Linked DNA regions of Homo sapiens: region 2 is linked to region 1. The links are chromatin contacts, found by Hi-C in ENCODE. All regions are on one chromosome and are shown on one strand. The core of a region is the stretch at or near the end of the contact, and the rest is flanking DNA. Distances in the headings are between cores, read along the strand shown. Region 1 holds the start of LTA4H (leukotriene A4 hydrolase). Region 2 holds the start of CRADD (CARD and death domain containing adaptor protein).

Evidence for each region. Hi-C counts contacts between places; a loop is a spot of excess contacts on that map. Pooled maps may share reads with other maps.
Region 2: a map of CD8-positive, alpha-beta T cell shows a loop between it and region 1 (18-fold over the local background). The contact joins the promoter of CRADD here to the promoter of LTA4H in region 1. A Hi-C loop is called at or near these places in 2 of 168 maps with a recorded cell type or tissue (CD4-positive, alpha-beta memory T cell and CD8-positive, alpha-beta T cell) and 9 of 50 pooled maps.

Annotation. Positions count from the first base shown.
Region 1 is chr12:96,034,182-96,036,996 of GRCh38, reverse strand. It overlaps LTA4H (leukotriene A4 hydrolase), which reads left to right and starts at 1,410. Exons shown (of 19, transcript NM_000895.3): 1 at 1,410-1,636. The coding sequence starts at 1,478. It overlaps TRD-GTC2-8 (tRNA-Asp (anticodon GTC) 2-8), which reads right to left and starts at 976; the gene lies at 905-976. RefSeq lists enhancers at 652-701, 722-771, 1,212-1,631, 2,222-2,311 and a silencer at 1,682-1,781.
Region 2 is chr12:93,675,889-93,678,703 of GRCh38, reverse strand. CRADD (CARD and death domain containing adaptor protein) reads right to left here and starts at 1,329. Exons shown (of 3, transcript NM_003805.5): 1 at 1,232-1,329. RefSeq lists enhancers at 458-1,272, 1,245-1,484, 1,273-2,088.

The DNA of each region.
Region 1 (2,815 bases), core at 161-2,660:
CGCCACAGTGTCTTGTGGGATCTGATTGTTTAAGTGTGTGGCACCGGCCCCGCAATCTCTTGCTCTTGCTCGGGCCATGTAGAGGCCTGCCCCTTCTTCACCTTCTGCCATGATTGTAAGCTTCCTGAGGCCTACCTGGAAGCATACTGGAGCTATGCTTCCTGTACAGCCTGCGTAACTGTAAACCAATTAAACCCCTTTTCTTCCCAGTCTCAGGTATTTATAGCAATGCAAGTACAGCCTAACATACTGTCCTCTTCATATAGACTACTACCTCTGGTTAATGACTAGCCAGCCACTGAAGCCGAAAGCCTGGGCCACCTTCGTCTCCTCTCAATCTGTGAATCCACTTATATAAGTATTCCTTCTATTCATTCCTTCCTCTCTATCCTAACTTACTACTTACCTATGTCAGGCCCCCAGCATCTTCTGATTGAGCCATTTTAATAGTTTCCTAAATCTCCTGCTAATGGTTTTGATACCGCATTTTATAACATGAGTCTGACCATGCTTTATCAGTCGCCTGCTGAAAACTCTTCAGTGGGTCCCCCATTAATGCACCCAGGATTAAAAGGCCACCTATTTAAGGTCCTTCGAAACCTAGCCTCTTCCAATTTTTCCAGTTTTAATTTTGAGGCCCCACCCTAAAGGCAAGGCATCCTTCAATCCTCCTTCACCTGCCACAAAGGCCCCAGAGCTGAGCTAGATGTCCCAGCTCTGTACTCCCATTGCGACCAGTGCATAACTTTTATAGAAATTCATTAGTTTCTAAGATGGGAATGTTGGCTTTCTCCGTTTGAGAGATGCAGGTTCTGGGGATATACATAATAAACACTGAAACTGACAAAACAACTGTTTAAACCTTGAATTACTTACAGCTAAAAACAAAAAACAATTACTGTGCCTCCCCGTCGGGGAATCGAACCCCGGTCTCCCGCGTGACAGGCGGGGATACTCACCACTATACTAACGAGGAACCGCACGAAAGAAAGCCTTCTGATAGGCCTTTTCTACGTTTTTGCTCCGCCCCGCCCTCGCTATATGCAAACACCAATGAACCTGATTTTCTTACGTTTGCCACCACAGCTTCCACGAAAGTTGAACAGAGCCAAAATGGTAGTGTTCAGTTTTATCTCCCCCTCCATTCTCATCATTTCCCTTCGGCCACCCTTCTAACTGCCCCTACTCCCCTCCTCTTCTTCAGCTCCAGGAGCACGCTTGGTCCCCCTCAACATCCCTAACACACACGCTCCCAGGTAGCCAAGCGCCCGCTTGCCGCGCGGCACCATGGAACTTGTAGTTCCTTCACCCATCCCCCAACGCTCGTCTGACTTTAAGAAACTTCCTTTCCCGGCGTGCACCGCGAATCCCTCCTCCTCTTCTTTACCTCTCTCCCTCCTCCTCAGGTTCTCTATCGACGAGTCTGGTAGCTGAGCGTTGGGCTGTAGGTCGCTGTGCTGTGTGATCCCCCAGAGCCATGCCCGAGATAGTGGATACCTGTTCGTTGGCCTCTCCGGCTTCCGTCTGCCGGACCAAGCACCTGCACCTGCGCTGCAGCGTCGACTTTACTCGCCGGACGCTGACCGGGACTGCTGCTCTCACGGTCCAGTCTCAGGAGGACAATCTGCGCAGCCTGGTACAGTGGGGCGCCTGCCCAGTGCCCGCCTCTCCCGGGCTCCCTGCCCCTCGACCCTAGTCCTTGCGGGCTCCCGGATCTCCGGCTCACCCCGCCGCGGCCCCTGCCTAGCCCCACGTCCCCGTCTGCTCTTCTGTAGCCTCCATCCAACTCATGTTGTGCACTTCAGCCCCCAGATCTCTCACAGCACCCCTTCTCAACCCCGCTTACGCCTCTGCATCCCTTCCCTCAGCCCCCACTTATACGTATGTCTCCTCCGCCCCTCGCCTGGATCCTCTCTCCGAGGTCCCTGGGCACATCCAGCGCCTCGTCCACTCCTCTCAACTCACCCAGCCCTTAGGTGTCATCTTTGCAGTAGCCCCCATAATTTTAGTTCCTGGCTCTAATTACTCCATGGCCTCCCCATTGCTTCGGCCTGCGGCCCAGAACCCCCTTCTTCAGGCCCCAGACTTTTCCCAGCCCCCTGGGCACCTTCCTCAGTCAACAATCTCACCCAAGTCTCAGATCCCATGTCCTGTCGATCCCTGATCCCACGGTTGCCTCCCGGGAACACTTATTTCAATCCACAGGTCTGCAGGGCACCACCCATCCGTCTCCCTCCTAGTTCCCTGGATCTCCCTGCTAGTCGTTCTCAAGCCTCTTAGGATTTCCAGCCCCGGCCGGGCAGGCCTCTTCTTTCCGCCCTACTTTGAAACTAACAGTCCCTGCTTGCTAACTCTAGGCGCAGCTCTCTCTCTTCAGGGTCCTTTCTACTTTTTAATCTTATCAACTTTCTTCTAATAATTTAAGAACGGATGGGACGTTCAAATTTTCTAAGGATGATTCAATACGCTTTTTTAATAGTTGGTTCCAAGGAGCCAAGTAGTTATTTCACTTAGAAAACACATACTTCTACAAACTCTATAACCATTGGAATGAAGAAAGGTTGTAGATTCATGGAATATTATTCAATGATTTTATCTGTATCATAACCTATATTTAATGTTCTTGCTCAAATTGCCCAATAGTATTTGGTTTATACCTTTCATCTGAAGGTACCTTTCACCTGAAGAATTTCATAGAAGATCATTTTAAAAATAAGAGGGTCATGAAAAGACAGCCAAATTCGGCTTCTTCACCAGGGCAGGATGCTACATGTGTATTTTACACAGTGTAGCATGGTGAAATCTACTAAAGCAC
Region 2 (2,815 bases), core at 80-2,579, 2.4 Mb after region 1:
CTGCAATGTAAGTTCCTTCAGGTCAAGCACATCTTTAAACCATAGCAGACTGCCAGGTCATGGTATTTAATTCACTGATTAAGCCAAGCCAGGTTAATTTTGAATGTTTCCTAACATAATGAACAACAATGAAGATGAATCATCTTTTCTGTTTCTGCTTTTCACACAATGGGGTCCCAGCTCAATTCCTCGTTCAATAAAGAAATTTGGAAAAAGAAAAAAAAAAAGTGGGTCAGAGACCCTTCTGAACAAGCAATTTTTATCTGAAGATTACAGAGCAGCACTAATTTTAACACGCTGGAGAAGAAATGGTGGTTTTATTTTCACATTGCCCTCATCAGACCTGCACCACCACCACCAAGGCAGAAACTGCCAAGGTGGACGCAGGTCCCCTTTTTTTGATCACAAGTATTTGCAAAACCTGATCAGTAATAGGAGTGCAGGACAGAAATCAGCAGGTTCAGAATTTAAGGCTCTTTTCGCTAAAAGTCCTCTACACGATCACCTTTAAGAAAATTGTTGTTTGTGCCCAGTCTACAATAAACTTTACACAATATACAGTCACAGACTCCATTCCTTCCCACTAAGAATTCCGAATCTCCAGCACAACACTGTCGTGGCCGCACATGCATGGGACATTTTATGGGATTTTTTTCTTTCAAAAAAAGCACACACCCCAGCACTGGTCAGTAGCCAGGCACGATTTGAAGGTGCAGTTCCACCACCCCTGCACCAGTGTGCTGTGGCTTGGTTGTGTGTAAGGCAGTGAAGGTTAAGTGACCGGGAAGGCAGGCAGGGATGACAGATGGGGCTTCAGACACACCCGGGCAGTACGACCACGGCTAGGCGACACCCGATCCCACACTCCCCCTCGCAACCCTGTAAAGTTCAGGAGGTGACAGGTGAGGAGGGGAGGTGTTCACGTTTGGCCGTGAGCGCCCATTGGGAACTATTTAAAAAGGCTCTGCTTCGGCCGCTGAAACCCTTGTATCAAACAGGAAGACTACGGGCGGTTTCTGCGGCAACTTGACCCGCTAAAGAGGGAGTGCTGGGAATGAACTAAAGAGCGGACCAAGGGGAGAGCGGGCCTCCGGCACTGCCGCAGCCACCCAGCCTTGGCCCGGATCGGAAATGCGGAGCAAGTTAGCGGGGCGGGGAAGCCCCCGCAGGGCCCAGGTCGCAGACGCTACAATGCAGGACTTTCAAAGAAAGATGGATTCCTGTTACTTACGTCTGCAACCACGTATCTTTGGGGCGGGGGAGAAAAACTGCAACCGGAATCCTGACTGTTAGGGAACCTGCCCCATAAGCACCATCTTTGTTAATGGCGAAAACCCTAAACAGGAAGTGTTGACACCATCTTTGTTGAGGGCAAGTACAGGAAGTGCTGTCGCCATTTTTATTGAGCGTTCAAGGGTCGGATCGAAGCTCTTCCCGCCATGCTTACTGTGGGTAAACAATTCAATAGCGGGGAGATGGACAACCGTAGTGTCACTTAAAGGGTATCTAAGTAATGGAGTAATTGAATCATTGCATTTTAACACAGTAACTCCATCAGGGCCTCGCACACAATTGACCTAACAGAGAGGCAGGTCAAAAGCCACCCTAGTAGAGAAGCCTTCTCTGACCTATCTGATTAAAACGGCAAGACAGCTGCGCTCATTTCCTGCACTCCCCATTAACCAGCTTTATTTTTTACGCATCACCATCTTATTAAAACTTTTCACTTATTCATTTGTTTATCCTTCTGCTTCCCTCCATTAAAATGCAAGGTCATTTATTTATATCAAGGGTTCCTGCCCGCAAAGAGTTTACAAATCTGTCAGTCAGGATTTCATTGCAGCACTCAGCTAGTTACTCCTAGTCAGAAAGGGATTCGTTAGGGGGAATTGGGGACATTCGAAATCATTGGAAAGGCTGGAGAAGGGCTGAGCTGAACATCCATGGATGACTACCTAGATAAGATTGCTGATTGTGGCTGCTGCCCACAATCAGGAAGATGGCGTCAGGAAGTTGCCATGCCTGGTCCCCAACCTCCTCTCAACACCGACAGAACAATTAACAGGACACTGGAACAGTGCTGCAAAAAACGGTGGTCTCCACGGCTGCATTTGCCAGCAGCAAGAAAACAGCACCTGCAAATCTTGCTTTGCTGCGTGCCATTGGTGAGACCAATCTGACATGCAGAATATTAGCAGCAAGGATGTCTAGAGCATGTAGTTGGTAGCTTTCCAGCTTGTGAAACACAAAAAGGTATAGTAAATGAGGGAAGGCCTGACACTTAAAGCCAATCTACTGCATCCACCACATTTTCAATGTGGAAAGCAAGAAAAAATGCATGACCCAAATACAGAGAAACACAGCAATGCCAAATTGGGTGTCCTTCCTCACATTCCTTTGTGAAGCGAGGCAGGCGATCAATAAATACATTCATTGATTCATTTTTAAATCAATTGGATGATACATACAGAAAGTCATATGCTTACTAAAAATCAGTTGACAGTACAGGGGGAAAAAACTCCTAAAATATTATTTCTGCAAAGGTTTTCACAGCCAAACCCTTTGGTGGAAAATGAAAATATCTTTGTTAAGCAAATCAATGGAGAACAGTTCTGAACCTCCCTCCTCAAAACCTTCTAAAAATTGTATTCAATTTACAGCATTACTATGCCAGTTACCATTTTACTACACCGTTAATGACAGTATTTTTACCTATGTGGCAAGTATTATTATTATTACAGTCATGCATTGCATAACAATATTTGGGTCAATGACAGACTGCATATATGATGGTGGTCAGAGCAATAGGCTATGC